3 separate regions of the Mus musculus genome follow, and all the other regions are linked to region 3. Evidence: chromatin loops called from intact Hi-C (ENCODE). Cell type or tissue: heart. All regions are shown on one strand. Links, peaks and the distances in the headings refer to the core of each region. The heading gives the core; the rest is flanking DNA.

Region 1 (8,096 bases), core at 2,028-7,027, 66 kb after region 3:
GGCTCTATAAGAAAGCAGGCTGAGCAAACCATAGAGAGTGAGTCAGTAAGTAGCATTCCTCTATGGTCCCTGCTTCATCTCTTCCCTTTCCCAGAGATGGACTGTAACCTGGGAATTATAAGCTGAAATAAACCCATTCTTCTTAAGTTGATTTTGGACAGGGTTTTATCACAGAGCCCAAACTATGACAACACAACTATGGCCATGGTCCATACCTATCTATAATCCTAACATTTGGGAGGCTAATTTGGGAGACTGAGGCATGAGGATTGCCATGAACTCAAAGCCAGCCTAGACTACAATAGTGAGACCCAGTCTCAAAAAAACAAACACCAGCTCCGTTCCTTGGGGATTCCTCCTCTTGGCGTGGGCCCAGCTTATCTTTTTTCTGTGGACCCTCTCAGTCTTCCCTACTAGCACATCTCCATTCTTTCTTCTCTCTCTCTCTCTCTCTCTCTCTCTCTCTCTCTCTCCCTTCCTTTCAAAGATTTATTTATTTTATGTATATGAGTACACTGTAGCTGTCTTCAGACACACCAGAAGAGGGCATCAGATATCATTAAAGATGGTTGTGCGCCACCATGTGGTTGCTGGGAATTGAACTCAGGACCTCTGGAAGAGCAGTCGGTGCTGTTAACAGCTGAGCCATCTCTCCAGTCCCCACATCTCCATTCTTTGTGTCTGCAGCTGAGCAGCAGAAACACTAGCTACCAAGAACTCCTGGTGGCCACACTGGGCTGGGATTCAAGTGGGTGATTCTCACTATCTTTCCTGTTCTCCATTCTAATATCTTCCTATGGCAACCGAGCATATTCAAACCATAGCAGCAACTCTTCTTCATGATCCTCCTCCCACCCTACCCCCACCTCCTGGGTAACCCATCTCTTGGTGTGGACCTGGTCTTCCTAGCTCTTTTCTAATGACCTCTCAGTATTTCCTCTAGCTCATCTCCATTCCTTTGTGTCACATGCCAACCCACAAACACTCTTTCTATTAGCAACCTTTCAGCCACCTAGAACCCAGACTGACCAAAAACAACCAAAAGAGGGAACATCCTCCCAGAAAAGTCAATGCCAAATCTGTCTATACCAAAAGACACCTCAAATATCAAAACCCCAGATGCCTAGATCCCAATGCAAACATGAATAGCCAAGGCAATATGCTTTCTCTAGAAGCCAGTAGCCCTATTACAACAGGCCCTGAAAAAAAAACAAAAAACAATTTAAGTAAAGTATTCAGTGAGAACATGTGGTCAAGGACCTCAAAGAAGATGTAAACAAATGCCTAGTAAAGACCATGGAGACACGAACAGGTGAATGAAGTAAGGAAAACAATCCAAGGCATGAAAATAGAAATAAAAATCAATAAAGAAAATAAAAGGGCTGGTGAGATGGCTCAGTGGGTAAGCGCACCCGACTGCTCTTCCGAAGGTCCGGAGTTCAAATCCCAGCAACCACATGGTGGCTAACAACCATCTTTAACAAGATCTGACTCCCTCTTCTGGAGTGTCTGAAGACAGCTACAGTGTACTTACATATAATAAATAAATAAATCTTTAAAAAAAAAAAGAAAAGAAAAGAAAAAAGTGAAATAAACCTAGAAATAAACCTAGCTTAAAATGGCAAACAAAACCTCAGAGGTAAACCTTGAAAAGGTTATAAGACATGGAAGAGATTTTCAGGTATTGAAGACAAAGAAAATGTTAAATCTAAAATAAAAAAAAAATCCAGGCATAAAATATCCAGGAATTATGGGACACTATGAAAAAGACTAAACCTACATATAATAAGGAGAGAAGAAGAAAAAACTCAGGTCAAAAGCATACAATTAAAATTAAAATTAATATTAAAAATATATCTCTCTAATCCAAAAAAGGATACCTACCAAGATATCAAAACATGAATTGTACAAAACAAAGAATATTAAAAGCTGCAAGGGAAAATACCAAGGAAGGTATAAAGAGCAGGCCCGTTTGAATAACACTTTAGTTCTCAATTGAGACACTAGAAAGGACAGTTGTTCTACAGACTCTGAGAGACCAAACCCATTAAAACTACCAATTACAATAGAAGAAGAAAGAAAACATTATATAATAAAACCAAATATAAAGAATTACTTTCTCCTCATCTAGCCTACAGAAGTCATTGGAAGGCACACATTAGTCTAAAGATGTAAGCCATACCCCCAAAGACACAGGAATAAATAATCCCAGAAGAGTAAATCAAAAGTATGTGTGGCCAAGACCCCACCATAACAACAAATATCAGGGATCAATAAACACTGCTCATTAATAATTCTCAATATTAATGACCTCAGTTCTCCAATAAAAAGACATAGACTAACAGATTGGATTAGAAAACTAGATTTGTCTTTCTGCTACATCCAAGAAACACACCTTACCATCAAAGACAAACGCAGTCTAGGGGGAACCCTACTATAATTGTTATGCTAAAGAAACATTTAAATAAAATTACTTTTGATGACATAATGCTAATCCCATAGGCCAGTGTCTTGCTTAACCCTCATTGGAGAAACTTCTTCCGGCAGTAGATGGGAATTAGCACAGACCCACAATTGGATAATGTACAGAGAGTGAGAGACTTTGAGCACTCAGTCCTAAATAGGATGTTTGATGCAAACATTTCCCTCCTTCCTTTGAAGTTCAAGAAGCTATTGTAAGAGCTGGAGGTGATGGTTGGCCACCAGGAAACAATGTCTTCCAGACACAACAAGACTGATGACCAAAGAAGCTCACACAGGCTGCGGTAGTATGCGTAAGACCTACATAGACCTACATGTTCAAGCCAGACAGGATCCCAGCTCTGAGAACAAATGGGGAAGTGGACTTCGGGTCTCACCTGTAACGAAGAAACTACAGGCAACTGACATCCCCTGGCAGAAGAAAAATCCGTTTTTTCCAATGGATCTCACTGTGTCTATCAGCCAGACTCTGGGCAGGCCCCACACCAGAAGTAGCTAGCCATCACAGAACAAACTCCCTGGTATTTCTGTGGATTTTTTCCCATTTTGTTTTGTTTTGCTATTTTTTGCTTTATCAGTCTTTTCTTGTTTATTTTGATTTTTGTGGGGTTTTGTGGAGTTTTACTTGCTTGTTTGGTTGGTTGGTTGGTTGGTTGACCCTCTTTGTTGAAAGGGAAAGAAAAAAACTATAAAGTTGGGTGGGTAGGGAGGTTGGGAGGACTTGGGAGGAATTGCCAGAGAGGAAAAAACAATCAAAATACAGAAATGTTTTTCAATTATAAAAAGAAAAGAATTGAAAGTGTTGCCAATACAAATCCTCAATAACCCTTGCAATTACTCAGAAACCAAGAAAATCCAGGACCCCGTAATTTAAAAACAACAACAAAAAAAACAACAAATAAAATATTTTCCTTAAAACACACACCTCAAAGCTAAATACAGGACAAAACAACTTAATGAAAGGAAGAGAGAAGGAAAAAGAATAAATAAAGTTGATCCTATTTCATCTCAAGATGGCTCTGGAATTTTTGGCAAATGGGTGGCAGCCCACAGACCTGGGGGATGGGAGGAATAAGGACACCGGTCCCGCATCTGCAGGCTTTTTCCATGTTTGGTATCTTTCCAGCCATTCCCTCCCCACCCACTCGTGGTGCCACCCTGCCCTTCTCACTGACTCAGGCCCTGTCCCTGCTCCCTCCCTCCCTCCTACCCTCTCTCTAGACAGTGAGCAGCTAGAGATGAGCCCTAGGCCCATCTTCTCTGGTCCGGATTTTCCTCCAACTATGGGTAGAAAGTAATAGTGCACAGGATGTGGGCTAGGAAACACCCACACAAGGCTCAGCTGATGGTGAGTCCACTTCGAGGTACACATCCGCACAGGCTGCAACACTCCCAGAAATTATGAGGGCACGTGTCATTTAAGGGGTGTGCCCAACAGGGCCTCCAGGGCTCCTCGGAAGCCTCAGCAGGAAAGGGATGAGTCATGGCTGCTGAGCTGGCTTGCCAGGCCCGAAGCTGGCTGGCCAATAATTAACATGACAATCGCCCTACAGGCACTGACTTACAGACGAGCCTACTAAAGGGGTGTGCAGGGCAGGGAGTTCCTTCCCGGCCTCCCCTCTTCCTGAGACTTTAGATCCTGTCCCCATACCTCCCACCTCCAGTCTCCCGACGCCAGAAAGGCGGAGCCAGAAGAGAGGTTAGGAGCTGTCAGCTTCCAGCCCCAAATTCACCGAAGACTCTGCCAGCAGAGACGTTCATGAAAGAGCAATTGTGAGGCCCAGTGTTTTCGTTTGACACCCGTCCAAGAACAGGATGGTAAACCCAGAAGCCAGGTCACCTTTTGCTTGCTACTGACCCCTCCTGGAGTGAAGAAGACTGCAAGCTGAAGAAGCCCAGAAAAAACAAAAACAAAAACAAAAACAACAAAACAACTGGTTCTGAGTTTGCTGTTCACAATGTTGTTTCGTTGGAACCGGAAACAGTCCAGGTCCCCAAGTGCTGGATTTACAGATGTGCACCACCAAGCCTGGCTTTAGTCCTGAGAATCTTGTTTTTTAAACAGCTTCACTGTGGTCCAGGCTGCATTGAAACTCAGCAATCTTTCTGCCTCAGGCTACCGAGTGCTGGTATTGCTAACACACTTGTGCATGGTTCTGGCTTGTTTTAATTTTAATTTAATTTAATTTAATATGTATGGGTGTTTTTTTTTTTCAGGCATGTATGTCTATGCGCCACCTGCATGCTTAGTGCCTTCAGAGGTCAGAAGAGGATGTTGTATTTCCTGGAAATATAGTTACAGACTTTGTGAGCCACTATGTGGGAGCTGGGAATTGAGCCCACAAACTCTAGAAGTGCAGCCAGTGCTTCTAACTGCTGAGCCTCTCTCCAGCCCCTGTCCTGAAGTTCAGCTCCTTTTTGGGGAGGATGAAATCTGCCTAAATTTGAGGTCACAGGGTAAGAGTCTCACAATGGCATTCCCTTTCCTCCCAGGACTTTGCCCTTCCCTCACACCTGATATTTCACTCAAACCTCCCTTGTGTTTTGTCTTGTAGAAAATGGAGATGCTACCGAGTCTTTAGGAGATTTACACAGTATTTAGAAAGCGCTAGTCAAAAATGGTGGTGTCACTCCGGGGAGCCTTAGCTTACCAGGGGACCCCTGAGTGAACCACACGGAGCTGGGATCAATGCAAAAAGCAAGAGGAATTTATTGTTTCAGTGCACTGGGGTCGTCCCAGACCCGAAGGAGAGGCGGTGACCCCCAGTACCCATTCGGTGAGATTTTATATGGTTTCCAGGGGCAGAATAGAGCATCAGCAACTAAGCACAATATGATTGGCGGAACAGTACACCCTTAAAACTGATTGGTCTTTAGGGAATGAGGTGACAATGACTTCCCTTGTCTGAAGATGAGCAATGGTCAGTCCTGTGGAATGTGTCCCCACCCACAGGTCTGTTCCTGCCTCGTGGTCTGAGAAATGTTAATTATCGTCTCCCTTCCGAAGGGGCAAGTGTTTCATGACCTTCCCAAAGTTCCTAAGCTGACCTTTTCAGTGGATAGTGAATACTCTAATGGCCAGTGATCCCCTTATTAGGTCTTTCCCTAGCAGCCCCACTGGCTCACGGTGAGGTTGGCCATTACTCTAGCTCTCCTAAGGCAATTCTGGGGAAAGTCTGTAATTCCGAAGTTCCTGGGTCTACGACAGACTGAACCTGCAGTTATCTAACTCAAGGGTGGGAACAGCAAGAGTAGAGACCTGCTGACTCAGAGTGTGCTAGTGCCTCATGGATGACGGTGGTGGGGAGTAAGGCAGGCAGCAAGGGTGGGAGGGACTGGAAAGAATGGTGCTAAAGGCCACTAAGGAAAACCTTCAGGCAGAGTCTGCTTAGGTGGCAGTAATGTCCAGGCGTTCCAGGCGTGCTGGGCTGATCATTTGTCGAGGAACCACCTCTAGGAAGATAGGAGCACTTAAATCTTGCTAAAGGATAGATAAAAAATTAGTCGCTTACTAAGACACTGTGCCTTCCACTCTATCCTGTTGTAAAGAACACGCGTCTCTCTCACAATAGCTCAGTCATGTAGCTTTGTAAACCTACCCCTTCTCTGGGGTATTTTTTTTTTCTCCTAACATGCTTTCCCTAACAAGTTTAGCTTCCTTATTCTTTCTCTAAAACATTTCCTCCACCATGTGGTTGCTTGACTATCAAGTGCTTGACTTCTATGCCAGCTTCCAAGCTTGGCTCTCTCCTTCTTGCCTCTACTCCTGGCCTCTGGGCAGCCAGTGAAGTTTATAGTTGGCCTGCCCTGAAGTTTTTCTGTTAAATTCTAATAAAATTGTCTTTGAGCTGCCATTTGAGTCCTCTTTTTTTTTTTTTAATTATTTATTTAATTTAGGTATATGAGTACACTGTAGCTGACTTCAGACACACCAGGAGAGGGCATCTGCTCTCATTACAGATGGTTGTGAACCACCACCATGTAGTTGCTGGGATTTGAACTCAGGACTTCTGGAAGAGCAGTCAGTGTCAGAGTCCATCTTTTTTTTTTTTTTTTTTTTTTTTTTTTTTTTGGTTTTCTAAGACAGGGTTTCTCTGTATAGCTCTGGCTGTCCTGGAACTCACTTTGTAGACCAGTCCTTGAACTCAGAAATCCGCCTGCCTCTGCCTCCTAGGTGCTGGGATTAAAGGCATGCGCTACCACTGCCCGGCCTCCCAGAGTCCATTCTTAATTTAAAAAAAAAATTACTTTATTTTGGGGCAAGAGGGATGGCTCAGCACTTAAGAACACTGGCTGCTTGGTCATAGGATCCCTATTCAATTCCCAGCATCCACAAGGCAACCCATAACTGTCTGTAAATCCTATCTCAAGGGGTCCAAAACCCTCCTCTGGCCTCTGTTGATACTGCATCCATGTAGTGCAGAGACATACATCACACAAAGAGTCACAGACATAAAATAAGAATAGAAAAGCCCTTCAAAACAAAAGTTTCTTTTATGCCTATATGTGAGTATGTGTGTATGTAGACTGCCAGTGTGCCTGGTGCCCCTGGAGACCCAAGGAAAATGTCAGATTCCCTGGGCTAGAGTTGTGAGTTATCACGTATGTACTGGGAATAGAACCTAAGTCCTCTGCAAAAGCAGCAATATAGAGGCTGGAGAGATGACTCTTTGGTTAAGAGTACTTATTGCTTTTGTAGATTCCAGCACCTACATGGTGGCTTACAAACACCTGTAACTCCGGTTCAGAAGATCTGATGCCTTCTGCTGAACCCCACAGGCACCAGGTGTATACATACTACACATACACACATTCAGGCAAAACACTCATACATATAAAGCAAATTCTTAGGAGGAGGAGGAGGAGGAGGAGGAGAGAAGAAGAAGAAGAAGGAGAAGGAGAAGGAGGAGGAGGAGGAGGAGGAGGAGGAGGAGGAGGAGAGAAGAAGAAGAAGGAGAAGGAGAAGGAGAAGGAGAAGGAGAAGGAGAAGGAGAAGGAGAAGGAGAAGGAGAAGGAGAAGGAGAAGGAGAAGAAGAAGAAGAAGAAGAAGAAGAAGAAGAAGAAGAAGAAGAAGAAGAAGAAGAAGAAGAAGAAGAAGCAGAAGCAGCAGCAAGTGTTCTTAACTTCTGGCCCATCTTTCCAGAACCCTGAGATGGGGCCCTGGTTTCCTCTGCATCATTAGGTTATAGAACTGGTTTTCTGTGAGTCCTCTAGAGAGCAGGCTTACTGGGGGAAAGGGATTTCAGGAGCTGTTGAGAAAGCAAGGGGATATTTTGGAACAAAAGTAAGGAGAACCCTGACTCACCCTGGCTTAAAATCACAACAGTGGGTTCTGCTATGGAAAAAGACAGATGCCATGCCATGGCTCAGAGTAACTCAAAGAAACAGCCCTTTCCTCTCTGCCATGCTGCCTTTGTTATTGTCTACATTCTCAGACTCATGGCAAGCAGGTCACCTCTAGATATGAAGGTGTCCTGCGCAAGAAGAAAGACCCTCTATTCTTAGGTGCTTCTCTGAGAAACTAGGTCGTTTTTCTCAGAAGTAGACCAGGCCTGAGTCACATGCTCAACCAGGAGCAATCCTCGGTGGGGCAGACCAGCCAGACCCACTCTGGA
Region 2 (8,096 bases), core at 2,028-7,027, 88 kb before region 3:
CGTTCTACAACAGAGCTATAAAACCACAGTGCTTCATCGAATGATAGCAAGTACTTTCAGTTGAGTTCAGACAGACAGAAGATTGCCCTAACAGAAATCATGCATTTTAAAAGATATTATGCTGCTTTTATCTTGAAATGTAATTTATACATTTTCCAAAGAAAATTTTTAGACAGCCAAACATGTTTTTGTCTCATGATCTTTGGGGGCGGGGGAAGCACCAACAACAAAGAGTCTATTTACTACTCAGAATAGGAATGCCGGCTTCTTTGGCTGACATATGCCATTCACAGAGTCATACAAAGAATGAACTGCTAGGCAGTGCTAATGGAGAAAGACATAGCCCCACACAATGAGTGATGGATGCGCGGGGTACTGCTCTGTTCATAAGGGTTTCCCAGTATTTGTACAGGACACAAGTTTGCCTTTAATACTACTAACTACACTGACTACTTAAGACAACATTTTTTTTTTCTTTAAAAAACAGCCCAAGTTTGGTCAGTTGTTTTTCTAAAATATCAAAATCAAATTAAATAATCAGACACTTTAAAAACAGAAGTCACAGTTTATACATTTCTACCAAATGTTTAATTAGTACTTATTAGTGGCAGGTAGAAAAATGCATTACTTGTACACATACAATGGCCACAGCACTTGTAAATTTCATGTGTGTGTTTCCAGTCAGAAAAGGGGCCTGAGAGATAGCTCAGACAGTAACAGTGCTTGCCACTCAAGCATGGAGAACCAAGTCAAATCCCCAGAGCCCATGTAAAAGCTGGAAGGAAAGCAGATTCCACAAAGTTGTCCTCTAATGCCACATGAATCCCCTCCCTCAGAAATATAACACTAAAAAATAAATCTATAAAAGGAAGGTGTGTGAAGGCTGGCACTGCTCTCAGTACCAAGCCGTTCTCACTTAAACTGAAGCTGGGCCTCTGGTATCTTCAGCATAGGTCTGACCTTTGGACTAAACAATCAGAAACTCCCCACCAATCCCTCCCCCCCTCACTGACTAGCACTGTCACTCTATACAATATGCAAAGACAATAAATAAAAACATCCACAACTGCTAAGTGTAGGAAATGCTCTAAGTGTACTCAAGTTCACCCTTCTAAATACCAGGCTTATCTAAATAATTTTGGCTAAGTGATTTTCATTTTGAAAACATGAATAAAATTAAAACTCATACTTTGGCTGAACAGTGCCCTTAATCCCAGCACATGGGAGGCAGAGGCAGGCCAATCTCTGAGTTCGAGGCCAGACTGGCCTACAGAGTGAGTTCCAGGACCGCCAGGGCTACACAGAGAAACCCTGTCTTGGAAATCCAAACTAACTGCTCATGCTTTTCCTATTGTTCTTTAATAAGAAACCACAGCAAAAGGAGGCTGTAAAATGGTGCAGATCTTACTACGGTTCTTAGTTTCTAGAGTGGAACATTTTAAGTAAGGCACGCTAGAGCTATGTAACTTTTACTTTACCATGGGAGTACTGTTTAAAATGCGCCCTCCCCCCCAATAAGGGTCAGCTATCACTGGTAAATTTAAGTGACTTAAAAACAACAAACAAAAAAAACTATGCTTGTTTGTCATGTCCACTTTGTTTAGTTGTGGTAACTGGATAAATTTCTATTTCTGTTCCTTAATTAAATTTAAAAAGCTGTTATGTAGGGTAACTCAGCAATGGGCGAGAGTTTCTAAATCTGAGTCTAACTCTTTTCTCAGTTCTTTTATCAGAAGCTGGCCTGAGCAGCTGTTACCTACCAGTCTGTGACACTTGCATGACAATAAAACTATTCCTAGGACACCTCCTGCTACACAGTGAGTTACTATAAAATGTGAGTCCCTACCTGTTGAAATAAAGTAAGGAACAGACCTGGGTGGAGAGGGAGGGAAGGTGAGCTACCAAGTCCACGAAGCATACATAACAGTTGAACGTATTTTAATTAGGAGAGGAAAGACATCATTTTAAACCCTTCCTAACCTGAACACAATCACTGGATGGCCCTGAGTTCACTGTGTAGACCAAGCTAGTCTTGAGTTCCTACAGATCCACTAGTGCTAGGATTGTAAGTGTATGCCAGCACAACCCAGGCCAGCAATGTGTATTTTCAAATAAAGGAAATTTTTATAAAATTATCAGGAAAGTAAAGATCCACAATTATTCTTGCTCATGCCAGAGTTGAAATCTTAATAACTTCACCCTCAAATCGGGATACTATGATATTAAAGGGCTCTGGTGAAGTAGCCACTGGGTAAGCAACTAACCCAGCAGCAGACCCAGGGCTCTCTGGTGTGGAGCCTTCCAGGAGGTTAAGTGGAGCCCAGGCCCACCTCATTCCTGCCAGTCACAAAAATTACAAAAAGCAATTCTGAACAGTTAGGGCCTGGGCCATCCTACTGGTGACTACAACCTCCAGGCCCTTTTCCATAGGTTCTGAACACTTCTTAACAAATACTAGGAATTCAAAAGCACGTTTCAAGAACAAAGCTTGAAAACAACGACTGTTCCTGAAAGCCAGCTAGGGTTTGACTGATTCTACTTAAATAAAATCTGCCGTTTCTGAGTCTGTCCCTGCTGACTGCCCTCCACTCAGTGCCTGCAAAACCGACTTTCTACTCCTGAAACTACCTAGATGCGAGCAAAAAGTTATTCTAAAACAGTCTCACTGCTTTGCGAAACTTACAATTCAATTTTCAACTCTACTGATTTGCTACCATTCCGGCTAAAGCTAAGACAATTTATAGTTAAGAAAAATATGAACAATTCAGTACTTTCTCTCGACGCAATGGTCCTCTGAAGTGCCCAGTGTCAATGGTACAAAGTCTACGCGTCGGGACAGCTGGCTCCCCTCAGCACCGCCCCCCCTCTGCCCCGTCATAGGCGGTTAACACCAAGATGACTTGTAGATTTCTAATTTAAAAACCAGGAAGGCATTAAGTTTAATAAACATTTGGATCCAAAATCAATTCACTTGGGCACGGAAGAAAAGAGGGTGAAGAGAACTGTTTTAACGCAAAACCACCGGGAAACTCTCGAAACACAATATAGCAAGTTGGATGCAAACCCAGACACGGAACTCAAAAGTGAAGCAGCCTCCCTGCCAGCAACCGGAATCTTTAAAAAAAAAAAAAAGTCTCGCACGTTCTCAGCACCAGAGCCACCACAGCGAGCGCGCGCGCGCGCGCACACACACACACACACACACTCACACACACACACACACACCAGCTGTGACGGCAAAAGCTCCGGGCCCCTGCCGCCCGGACCCCGCCCCAGGTCGTGACAGTCGGGGTCTCCAGGCGGCCAGCGGGTGCTCCCCAACCTGCCCGGTCCGGCCTCCGCTGCCTTGGGCTCCCGCCTGGCCCAGCCCAGCACCGCCCCTCGCCCGCCGGAGCCCAACCCCGGGGAGCCTCCAGCTCGGCCCGGAACTCACCACAAGCAGGTCCACCAGGAGCTAACGCATCGGAGGGGTTTCCGCCCACCCCTCAAGCTATGCCCGCTCCATGCGGGGCGCCCCCGCCGCGGGGCCGACGGTAGCAGGGAGCTCGGCGAGGCCGGAGCTACGACTCCGGCGTCCTCTGCTTGCGAGTCGGGAACATTATACAATGGTGGAGGCGGCGGGCAGCCTGGAGGAAGCAGGAGGCGGGCGGAGTGGACGCCCGGGCCGAGAGAGGTACAGCTCGTGCTCCAGCACTCGCCGTGCGGGAGTGACGTCCGCCTGCGAGCCTCTGGCGAGCTCCGGCCAGGCCCCGTAGGCCCCACCCCCTGCCTGGCCGGGCCCCGCCCCACCAGCCCCGCCCCTGCAGTATAGGCCCCACCCTGCCCCTCCCACCTCCTACTATAGGTCCCGCCCACCCGTGCCTTCAGGTCCAGATCTCCGTAGGCCCCGCCTCCAGCCGGTCCGGACCCGCCTCAGCTTCGCAGGGCCCGCCCCGGGCCCGCCCAAGTGCCATAAATGCAGATTCCCTCAGGGTGAACTCTCAGGAAGCGGCGGACAGACACCAAGCTTATGCAGCCTCTTCTGTGGACTGAAAGCTAAATAGGAGAGGTAGAAATGGGAGCGCCCAAGCCGGACCGCCACTACTACCACTAATGGCCCCCACATACTGGAAAACAGACATGACAGAGTGGGTGATGACAAAGACGGCAGCGCTGGCACAGTCCGCAGAGGAGCGCGACCACAAATATGACAGGCATCCGAGCTATTTGGCCACTTGGGCCGGCTGGCGGGAGGATAGGGTCCACCAATGGCCCTCGGAGATATGGGAATGGGGGGAGGGGCCAAGGGCTCCGTGTGGAGCTGACGACAGAAGTTGAAATGAGTCACCAACTAGTACCTTTGGAGTCGGTCGGACATACCAGAGTTGCATCCTTTATGGAGACCATGCAGCCAACCAGAGGGAGACCACGCTTGGAGAACACAGGGAACTGGAGGCGTGGTCCTCTGCCCACAAGTTTCACGCTGATAGCCTTATCTTTCCCATTTAAAAAACAAAAAACAAAAAACCCCAAAACAACAAAAAATCCTTAATGTTTTTAACTACTCAAACTTAGCAAGGAGCTTTATATTGTCCTTAGTATTAGCATGTGCCTAAGTGGTTCGAATTTAAGAGAACTAAGAGGCCAGGGACAGCTCAACAGGAACATTTATCATTACCTTTAAAATGGCATATGCATTCTACATAAAGATATTACAAAAGAAATTCAGGCACTTTAAAATTTTGGCTGCCACTCCAATCAATAATTTCTCTTCAGACCACTTTGCTGTTTAATGGTCCATGACACTAGTTGTATTTAAGGACAATAAAGCTTTAAGACCTAACATAAAGGTCTTAAACATCAAGACAAATTTATTCCAACTCAAACTGTTCTGTAATGATTTGTTATCAATCGAGTTGATGATCCTATCAAAATTAAATATGAGCCATCACCAGTTGTAGGACCCCTACACTAGGTAGGAAGAGGCAGGCAGATCTCTCTTAGTTCAAGGTCAGCCTGGTCTACATAGGCAGTTGTAGGCCAGCCAGGACTAAATAGTGAGAATGTGTCTCTAATAATTATAATAATTATTATTATGATGTGTGCTAAACGGTAAAGGAGACAATGTCAGGTTTTATTAATTAGAGAAGTAAAAAGGTTTTTGTTGTTGTTGCTGTTTGTTTTTAGCAAATCCTTGGCATTATCAAAATCTCATATACATGTTTCATGAGGTATAACCAATATCAGCTAATTGTATATCTCTCTGGCAAGTCATTATAATAGCACAAAATGGCATCGCATAGAGTATGAGGTCTTGCTCAGTGGCATAAACTTTCACACATTTTGCTGGAGAGCCAAGATGGTTTTCATTTCTAGAGTTCTGCATTTGGAGACAGCACTAACCCCTCCTGGCTCTAATTACCCACTCACTTAGACTTTGAGTGCTCACTTTAAGAAACCGCCATTGAAATAGTAGCTACAATAATCTTCCTGTGATGTCTTTGTGGGAGGCCAGAGGTATTTAGTTCTGTTGAATTTAAAATGAATTGAAACTGTTATTCATGAATTGAAGTTTGCAAAAAGACACAGAATTTTATGACACTTGGATATTTTTTAACAAATGGCTACCCAAATACAGTGTTCCTGCACAAAAGGAAAGCCAAAATTAAAATAACATCTTAGTGTGTCAACAGAACGAACACATGTTGTCTGAAGTCTATGTTCTATGTATGCTTACCTAAAAGTCTGAGTTCTGAGGAAAGCAGCCCAGAGTTGCTTCTGGGGTGAGATATCGCACAGTTCTATTTTTGAAGACTTAGAGGCTTATCAGTGCATGAGTTACAATTTCACTTAACCAACTTCTAGAATCTGGTATATCTGACCAATTAGTCAAAGTGTGAAGTGGCAGCGTCAACAGCTGCCAGTGTGGTCCAACATCAGGTACTTCTGTCTCCCTGCTCCTTCTCGCCAGGCACAGCAATCTAGCCAATCCTGCCTAATCTGAGACGTTTAAAGATAAAGGAAGATCGCCCTGTACTTAAAAACAAAAACAAAAACTTTACGAGTAAGGGTGTATCTGGGAACCATGTGCATGCTCTGGTCCTATGGAGGCCAGAGAGGGTGCTAGATCCTCTGGAACAGGAGTTACAGAATACTGTGAGCGCCTGTGGTGGTGGGAACCAATCTGGGGTCCTCTACAAGTGCAGTAAGTATTCTTAACTGCGGTACCATCTCTTCAGGGCACCTTCCCTGAACTTTTGAGGTATACTCAAAGACTGAAGGCTTTTACTTTGAAACAGGCTCTCTTTTCATAGCTCCATCTGTCCTGGAACTATGTAGACCAAGTTGGCCTTCCCCTGCCCCCGCAACCCGCCCCGCCCCCGCCTCCCACCTCTGCAGGGAGTAAAGGTATACACAATCAGGCTGGGCCAGATTTTTTTTTTCTTTATAGAGAAAAATAATAGTTACTTCTACAGAATGATCAATAAATGCTAAGTGAACCTGTACATTTGGTTTATACATTTTAAAAGTCCATTTAAAATAATCTTAATCTTAGGGCTTCATCAAGAATTCAGAACTTCTCCATCACAAGTTAGTAGGTCACATTTAACTATCACGAACACATCAGTTTAGGGAGAAGAGAAGCATTTCTTTTCTTCAGCACAGAACTGTGACAGCAAATTTTGAAAATTCTGAAATCATGAGCTCATCCAGAGAGGTCTCCTCACACAGCTGAGTCCTGGATACCAGTTTACAGTCCCCACTTCTCCTTTGAAATGCTATGTATGACCTACAGACTAGTAGAGTAATGCACTAACCGAAGGGTGCTTTTAGCACTTAATTAGCATGGTCAGAGAAACACAAGGAACAAGTCAGATATATGAACCATGAAACAAAGATTATTTATTTATTTATTTATTTATTTATTTATTTGTATCTATGTATGAGGTTTTGTGTGTAGAGAGGACAGGACCCAGGGTGTGGGGCTCAACTACTGAGCTATACCCACAGTCTGAAAACAAAGACAAGCTTCAAAAACTTCAATTTTTCTTTCAACCTAATTCTAGTCTAGATTTGAAGCTGAAATATTAGCAATCATCTATAAAGTCAAAAAGGACAAATGTTTCAGTTATGAAACCACTGTATAGAAAAAAAAACTGGGCTAGATAGATTTTCATGGAAAATAGGAGATATCAGCTGTAGACTTACCCTAATACCAGAAAACTTGGGATAGATTTTTAAAGTCAAATTCTGGAATTCACATCCCTTCTGTGACCAGCAGGGATTGCTGTGGATGTGAAGGCCAGCAGATGGCTAATATAGTGAGTGATGGAGAGGAAAGCCTTCCTCGTGCTCAGTGACCAAATAAACTACTGTACTCCTGCAAGCTGTGCACTGCCCTCTGTGTCAGGCCTTTTCCCTGCTCCTCCTCCACAGCTCAGTTCACACAGGCAGAGCTACAGCCCTAAGATAGGGATCGTCTTCTGAAAGGTACCACACTGTTATGAACTGAGGTCATGGCTGCCAGCCATGCTGCACACACGTCTTTCTTTTTAGTATTAGATATTAATATTAAATATTAGGCCTTTTCTTTTTCTAAAATTCTGACATTGTCTAAATCTTAGCACAGAACACAATCTTTAAAACAACATTTGAGGGAAAAAAAAAACCCTCAGCTTTCCCATTTCTCAATATAGCACTACCTGCCAGTCTCCACACACTCTCACAGGGAGGAGTCTATAAACCGCCAAATTCTTAGCAGGAACACTCTTCTCACACACTCAGAACATCTGGATTCCACAGACTGCCAACTAATGTCAGAAGGGGCCAGCCTCTAGGACTTTCTTGTCCTAGCAACCAACTAGGTGAGATGAAGATTCTTTACAAATAATTCAAAGATTTACAACGCTATTACTGATGAATTCGTGACTTAAAAGTAGTGTGTGTGTGTGTGTGTGTGAGAGAGAGAGAGAGAGAGAGAGGGAGAGGGAGAGGGAGAGAGGGAGAGGGAGAGGGAGAGAGAGAGAGAGAGAGAGAGAGAGAGAGAGAGAGAGAGAGAGAGAGAGAGAAGTATGTGAGTGTGTATGCCATGGCCCACATATGGAGGTCAGAGAATA
Region 3 (8,096 bases), core at 1,581-6,580:
CATGTGCTCTGCTAGGCACCAGGCGATGGACTCAGGAATGAAACGCTACTGTTACAAAGCCTTCTGTTTAGCCAGGAGAAAGCCACCAGAGGCAACAATCATGCCATTTTTATAACAATTTTGTAATTGAGGCAGGCACGTGATACTGTGCAAATTTAAATGAAAGAAAGCCAAAAATGGTGCCTCACACTTGAAATCCTAGCACTCAGGAGGCTAAGCATGTTTGACACTAACTAGCCTGGACCAGAGTGAGAGTTTATCTCAAAAAGAAACAAAAGTGACAGAGTGTAGACAACTCAACTCATCCAATGAAGCAAAGCCATTTTTCAAAAACAATGTCGCACTATATAGTCCCTCTAGCCCTTAAATTCTGATCATTTGGCCTCAGCTTCCTGAGTACCAAGGTTACAGGTATATACAGTATGTCTTGCCCAATAACTGAGTTTCCTTCCTTTGTGTGTGTGTGTGCATATTCCTGTGTGCAGGTGAGCATGAACATGTGTGTGCATATATGCAGAAATCAGAGACAACCTCAAGTATCATTGCTTAGGCACTATCTACTTTGTTTTTGAGACAATGCCTCCCACTGGGCTGGAACTTGCCAAGTAGGCTAAGCTGGCTGGCCAGAGAACAGCAGCCTGTTGCTGCTTCTGCAGTACTATGACTGCACGTGTACTCACCAGAACCAGCTTTTTAATGAGAGCTCTGGAGCTGGAGAGATGGCTCAGCAGTTAAGAGCACCGACTGCTCTTCCAGAGGTCCTGAGTTCAATTCCCAGCAACCACATGGTGGCTCATAACCATCTGTAATGGGATCCAATGCCTTCTTCCAGTGTGTCTGAAGACAGCTACAATATACTCGTATACATAAAATAAGGAAATATTAATGTGGGGTCTGGGGATCAAATTCAGGTCCTCATGCTTATAAGTGATTTAACAACTGAGCTATATGTAGCCTTTTTGAAGAGATTTTGAGAAAAAGGCTTATTATGAAGTCCTGGCTGCCATAGAACCTTATATGTAGACCAAGATGGCCTTAAACTTGCAGGAATCCTCCTGTTTCTACCTCTGGATTACTGGTGGCTTACAGGTGTGTGCCACCATATCTGGCTTCTAATAATAGAATTTCTTTAAAGCTTTATATAAACTCTATTTCAAACATCAGGAATATTTATAAAAGTCTTCTTTTATTAACAGCAATGATTATTACCTTCATTAAAAAATATACTACTGAGGCTAAGAATACAGCTCAGTGGTGGAGTACTTACTTTTACATAGGCAAGGTCCTAGATTTGATTTCCTAGTGCAATAAGGAAAACAAAACAAACACACTTCTTTTAAAAAGTCACCTGTATACAAGAAACAAAAAACGAGCTAAACTCGGGAAGATATCCCAAACACTTCAGAACCTCTGCACATATGAGCTTATCTGCTCTCATCATAACAACATGGAGTAGGTGCTGCTACTGTCCTCCTTTTCTAGATGAAATAACTAACGGTAACTTGGTCAAGGACACACAAATGGCAAAAGAAAATACTAAGACTTGAACCTACAGAACCTGATTTGAAAACTCTCTCTTTGCATTTTGTTTTGAGTTTAGTTTGGTTGGTTGGTTGGTTGGTTGGTTTTTGAGCCTCCCTGGCAGACGGGCACCTGATGGGCACTAGCAGCCTGATTCTGGAGGGAGCTGTACTCCTTGTCCTGTGTGTACGGCAAGTGGATGTTTATTAGTATTCCTGTATCTTTGCACGTGCATGTGCACGTACACAGAGAGGTTAGAGGTTGGCATCAAGTATCTGCTGCATTCTTTCTCCATCTTTTATTGAGATAGGGTCTCTTGCTTGAATCCAGTGCTTGCCAATTTGGCTAGTCTAACTAGCTAGTTTGCCCCAACAGTCCTTGTCTCCACTGCCTCACCCCCACCCCACCCCACCGTGCTGACATTACAGGAAGGCTGCCACATTTTTGTGGGTACTGAGAATCTGAGTTCAGAAAATGGACAACCAACTGAGCAATCTCTTCAGCCCCTGTGACTTCACTCTGAAAGTCTATGCAGATACCTGTCTTCCAGCAGTGATGGCGAGCATTCTATTCATCTTTGGGGGAGGGGAGGTCTTTTAAAGAGGAGCCTTTCTGGAGAAACAACTGGAGAAAACCACTACGGTCCAGATTATTTTAAACTTGTCCAAGGTCACAGAGCCAGTGAGGGAAAGATACTGGCAAAATTCAAATTCAGACAGCAGGATGCCCTGTGCTCTGAGGCTTCAGCCTCATGAAAAAAGTCACATGCAAATTTATTAAACAACTCAAAAAGGCTCTGTGTAGGTCTTCCTGAAATATACTGAAAGGTCTTGAAGCTGGTGACAAGTGCTTCTTTAAAGCAACATTTACATATAAGTCACTTTTAAACTTCACCACTTTGGACTGATCATAACCACATTTCTGCTCTTTAAAAAGAAATCTTTCTGTAGCAACTTGGCAGATTTCAGTACAGGAACAGTCTATTCTTTAAAATTAAATTTAGTAACAACTTATTCTGGTTAGTCTGAAAGAGAAGTAGAAAATGAACTACTAAGAGGTCTTTGCTGTACTTTAATATTTCAAAATATGTTTGGTTTGGCCTAATTTAAATCTTGTGGACAACTACTGCAGAACTCCATTTCAAGAGGGTAATAGCGACTTAAAACTAATGAATTCTAAACAGCAACCCTGGAAGCCAACTCGGAGTAACCATTTCTTATCATTCTTTCACCTCAAAATAAATACTAAAGATCCATACAGCAAGACTCTCGTGACACAGGTAGTGGTGGGTATTCGTAGTCCGGAGGCATTTAAGATGGAGAAACCAAATTAAAAACTGAAGAAATTCTGTAGAATAATGTTGCTTAAAGAGTAGTCAAGAACACAAAATTTGTATACCCAAAGAAACAACCTCTAAGCTGTTCTGTGCATAAAGACGAAGACAGAATTCTGCGTTGCAATGCCTCCCTAGAGCAAGAGAAAACCGAAGTGGACATACCATGCTGGAGTCCCTTCTCACCTGCTCTCTTCCAACAGGTTTAGACTTCAGAACCTTTAATACTGAATTCACATTTTTTTTCACAAGAAAACCTATAAAATTGCTTCAAAATAAAAACTAAGCCATTAGGCAACCAGTATTCTCCTCTATCACCATGCACTCAAATTACAAACACCTTTTGCTTTGCCTTTATTGAATGAAAGTTAACTTCGATTTAGAGGAAAATGTGCCCCCATTAGGCATTTTTACACTTTCTGCGGGGCACTCAGTCTATCAGATCACATCGCAGACTATTACTGCTCACTTAGGCATTCAAAAGACAGAGAGCATGCCAGCACCAATTATTTCACAGGCGGCATAATGCCCCGCTGGTGGAAGTCTGGCAATACCTACATGTACAGCAAGACAGGAGAAGGAGGGTGTCAAGGGCGGGGAGGGGGGGTGGAGAGGGGGAGCGAGAGAGGGAAGGAGGGAGTCACCTCCTCATCCACGCCGACCGGGAACCTCCAGCCACAACCTGATCCCTGCCCTGCCCAAAAGTGGCCCGGCCACCACATTTTTTTTTATTTATTTTTTCAGACCACCCCACCCCAAACCCCACTCGGTACTCACCTTCCGCGAAGAAGTGGGCGCCGGGTCCAGCCCCCGGGCGGGTCGTACGGCCGCGGGGAGAGGACGTCGGTCGGCGCGTCCCTAGGTGTGGGACGGGGATCCCGACGAGTGAGAGCGCGGAGGAGCGGGAGGAGGAGCGGGGTGGGGGCTCCCGCTCCTACGGAGCCCGCTGGTCCTCCACCGCTGCCCCGCGGAGGAAAGCCGACCGAGGGATGGACTGACTGTCGGGGAAACGGCGGGGATGGGCGAGACAGGCTAAAGGGGCGATACCGCACACGGACTGGACGGGAGACGGCAAGAAGCGGCTCGGGGTCTAGCCCATGCCGTGGCGGCCTGGGGGCAGAGGCTAGCTGAAGGGAAGTTGCCGAGGCTGGCGAGATGCGGGAAGAGGGCGCACCGGGAGGAATACAGCCAGCCAGCCATGGATAGCGGGGCGCCGAGAGCAGGGGCGGCCGGCGGCGGGGAGCACCGCCCGCTCGGCTCGCTCAAGACATTTAATTGGATTGATAGGTTGTGCAGTGACTCACAGACTTTAAAGAGTCCTAGGGCAGTCCCCGCCCAGCTGGACCGGGAAGGAGCGGCGAGGCGGGCGGGGTAGGGGGCTGGGGAGAGCCGCGAGGGAGGCGGCGGGCGGGGCGGGAGCGCAGCGAGGCTGCCCAGTGGCAGGGCGTACCGCCGTGACGGGCGTGATCATAGACCAATGGCAGTGAGGCTCGCTAGGTGGCTGGCTTCGCCCCTGGCCCAATGAGTCTTCTAAGGACACTGTAGAGCACCGGGCGGGGGAAGTGATGGGGGTGGGGAGAGGTGGGTGGACGTTGAGCAGGAGGAGGAGAAAAGGAGCCGCGGGAGACCCGCGGAGTCACTCTGCCCTCCTCGTTCTAGAAGTGCGCTTTCCGCCAATCCGAGCGCCACCTGGGGGTGATGGACGCCGGCCTGTGGCCAATGAGGAGGAGAGGCTGGCGGTGAGGAGCGGGCGGGCCCGCGCTCTGGCTCCCTCCTCCCGCGCGGTCCTCCAGCCCGCCCGGCCCGAGTCAGTCACGCAAGTAACCGTGTGAGAGCCGGGCCGCGCGGGGCGGGGCGGGGCGGGGCGGGGCGGGGCGGGGCGGGGCGGGGCGGGGCACCGCAGCTGGCGGCGTAACCCTGGACCGGCTGGAGGGGCGCGCGGGCGGGCCCCTTGCGAAACCTGCCAGTGGACCTGCCGGCCAAGCCCACTCTCAGGGCGGACCGATTCGGAGTGGATACGATCCAAACTTGATCCGCGTCCATAGTGTCCACTGCTAAAACAGCCCCTGTGGGCACGTGCTCTGGGATTTCAGGAGCCAAAGACGCAAGGCGTGGCAATCACTTTGGCCCAGGATTTGCCCGTTTTGTGGGGGAAGTCGCCTAGGGTGTAGACAGGTTGAAACAGCTCCTCAGAACACATGTTCTTTTATTGGGTTTCTGGAAAAGGCACTTCTTAAACTGGTGTGAACGACTCTGTTCGGGCTTTGCAGTACGCGTGTATCTTAGCTTTCTCCAAACGTCCCTCTGCACTCTCCCACTCCCTCACCTTGAACCCTAAGGCAGTGCCAGAGTGCACCTACTCAGTACTCATTCCCAGGAGCTATGGCGTGCCTCGATATTTTGGCTGTTGTCCAGTAATCACTTCACAGACTTTAACCCATTGTTATGCATTAGGATTTGAAAGAAATCCCCCCCAAAAAGCAAACACGCTGGCAAAACCCATCTTCTTACCTACAAAATGCATTGTTCGTTTCTGGTGTTGTTAAGACAGAGTCTCGATACTTGATCCTGGCTGTCCTAGTGTTTGCTGTGTAGCGCAGGCTGGCCCTTAAACCTGTTTCATCCCTACTGCCTTGACTTCTTGGCTTCCTGGATTCAGAGGTGTTTTCCTGGGGCTTAAAACAGTTGCATTCATATTCAAATATACTGGAATACCCAACACCCACTTTTGAAATAAGTCAAGTACTGGTGAGACAATGTTGCTTTAGGGTCTTGAAGTGGGTGAGACTCCCCCACCTCCACCCTCATCCCGAGATAACCGAAATCCACAGTGCTCTAAAAATGGGAAAAAGATAAAAATGAAGACAAATGTTTACTCTGGTCACATTGGGGCTTTCCTTAACTGTGCTCACCTTAGGACCCAGACCTTTCTGGAGCTTAATTGTGACACAGCTTGACTCCGTGATTACCTTCTGGTCCAGAATCTACTAATGAAAATGAACTATGCCAGCAACTTCTTGCAACACACATCTCATTTATGCATTTTCTCTTCGTGTGTTGAAACTACACTGGAGCTATACAGGGCAGGGGACCTAGTGTTCTCACTGTCAGCCTAGTGATTCGTACAAGGTGAACAATGTTAGCTGGATCCCTCACTGTGGCAAAAACAAACAAAACACTCCACTACTCCTAATCTGGGTTACTGTACTACATTTTATTTTATGCAGATGAGTGTTTGCTTGTATTTATTATTTATGTGTACTATGTTAGTGCCTGGTGCCCATAAAGGCCAAAAGAAGGCATTGGATCCCCTGGAGTCAAAGAAAGCTGCTCTCACAGCTGTGTGTGTGCTGGGAACCAAACCTGGGTCCTCTGCAAGGGCAGCAAAGTGCTCTTAACTTCAGAGCCATCTCTCCAGAAGCTAGATATATATATATATATATATATATATATATATATATATATATATATATATATATATATATATTCTTCTATGAGGTCATTTTATAGATAGGTAAATGTAGTGAATTATTGTATATACCATAATGGTACTAAGAACAGATTTTGACTCTGAAAGATCTCCAAATAAGGGTTAGCAATCTCGTGGTGGAAGAGCTATGGCTTGCCTCCAATCCTTACCATGTGTCACTTTAGAATTCTGTGCCCTCCTTATTCCAATATTTCTTAAAGTGTGGAAGGCCTGCTAGATTCCTGGGTCTCCCCTCAGGTCTATCGGTTATTTGCTGCTTAAGCAATAGTTCAGGTGATTTGAGTATTGACACACTAACCACTTCATTAGACACCTCTCTTTCTTCCTGTCCTTATTCTTTTTTCCTCTCACATCTATTTCTCTCCTGGCTTCTACTTTATGATCGTTTTGTGATCACTTGCGTATTTGCTGTGCATAAGTCTGAGTAGAAAGTGCTGTGTGCTGCTGTTCTTGGGGAGACAGAAACAAATGTCTGATTACCCAGGGCAAAGCTAAGTATCACAAAGGGCCAACTTACTGAATCAATGAATTTCCTGGGGTTACTTACAGAACATGGACTACTCATTTGCAGTCATGCCACAGAAAGTCCACCCCAATATGGGTGACAACTCACCAAAGCTGAAATACTGGAGCTTTTCCCATGGTTTGCTTGCAGCTCCTTAAATGAAAGAGTCTCTCTCTTCCCCAGACTTTACTGCTTTCATAACCTTGGGGAGGGAGAAGTCTTGTGAATCTGGTGTGTTTCAGGGATTTCTGAGATTTATGAGTTGTTTACTTCCTGTCTTGTTTTTTTTTTTGAGACAGGATTTCTCTGTGTACCCCTGGCTGTCCTGAAACTCACTCTGTAGACCAGGCTGACTTCGAACTCAGAGATCTACTTGCCTCTCAGAATGCATGTGCCATCGCTGCCTGGCTGTTTACTTCCTGTCTTAATAAGCCTCCCTTTAGAACTCCTGGAACTATTAACTTTGTAGAGGTCCCACCTGGCAGTGGAAGGTGTTCGCCACAACACTGCTTATAGAAGCATAGTTAGGGCAAACTTACTGATGCTATTGAGATTCATCTCTAGTTCAAATGAGTTAGCAGGTTTTTATCTCACACACACACACACACACACACACACACACACACACACACACACACACACACACACACACGCCTGAGGGGAGAAGCAGGAATCTAGCAGGCCTTCCACACTTTAAGAAATATTGGAATAAGGAGGGCACAGAATTCTAAAGTGACACATGGTAAAGATTAGAGGCAAGTGTGTGTGTGTGTGTGTGTGTGTGTGTGTGTGTAATGTGTAGTGTGTATGTCTATATCCACCACAGTTTCTGCTGCCATGGACCACCCCTCCATCTCCCAGTGCTCCCTTTGTTAACTTTAAAGACTGAGTGCAGCTAAGCGGCTCCTCTAAGATGGCCTCTTCTGCCCACTCCTGTTTTCAAGTTAGAAACAGTCAAGCAATCCAGGATTTTAAAAAGCTTTATTTCAAGACTAGCCCAAATATGTTTACTTACATGCATGTGTGCACCTCGTAGAAAGCCGCTGGTGCTGATCATGACCACAGTGAGAAGCAACTGATGCAATTGCAATATCCATCATGAGTCAGGAAGCAAGCAGTAGACACGAGGCCTCTTCAAAGTTGGATGGAAGGGGAGAGAAGTAGCTGTGGGAGTCAGGTTAGACAGCAGGTGCTGCTCCCTTTTGATATCAGGACTGACGGACAAGAGAAAGCATCACCAAGGGCTT

What was found. Peaks named below come from ENCODE experiments on the same cell type or tissue, not always from the same donor. Only the 100,000 strongest peaks of a DNase experiment are listed, where the experiment ranks them.
Region 1: a loop joins it to region 3, with 7 times the contacts of the local background. A loop is called at or near these places in 11 of 42 quality-filtered maps.
Region 2: a loop joins it to region 3, with 5 times the contacts of the local background. A loop is called at or near these places in 22 of 42 quality-filtered maps.

What each region holds. Positions count from the first base shown.
Region 1 is chr11:20,473,491-20,481,586 of GRCm38, reverse strand. The region is part of intron 2 of Gm39607 (a long non-coding RNA gene); the gene reads right to left. Gm32142 (a long non-coding RNA gene) reads left to right here and starts at 3,206. Exons shown (of 2, transcript XR_872285.2): 1 at 3,206-4,610; 2 at 4,699-5,179. In heart, for the core only: a CTCF peak has its summit at 4,354 (motif pointing left); a DNase peak (open chromatin) is centred at 3,936; H3K4me3 peaks cover 491 bases; H3K27ac peaks cover 760 bases.
Region 2 is chr11:20,627,611-20,635,706 of GRCm38, reverse strand. Sertad2 (SERTA domain containing 2) reads right to left here and starts at 3,730. Exons shown (of 2, transcript NM_001038625.1): 1 at 3,434-3,730. In heart, for the core only: no CTCF peak of the experiment used is centred there; DNase peaks (open chromatin) are centred at 2,906 and 3,916; H3K4me3 peaks cover 2,687 bases; H3K27ac peaks cover 3,069 bases.
Region 3 is chr11:20,539,296-20,547,391 of GRCm38, reverse strand. It overlaps a transcript of Sertad2 not described here. Among named protein-coding and RNA genes, the nearest start is that of Gm32142, 65 kb to the right of the region's middle. In heart, for the core only: a CTCF peak has its summit at 4,563 (motif pointing left); DNase peaks (open chromatin) are centred at 4,421 and 4,521; H3K4me3 peaks cover 2,850 bases; H3K27ac peaks cover 2,332 bases.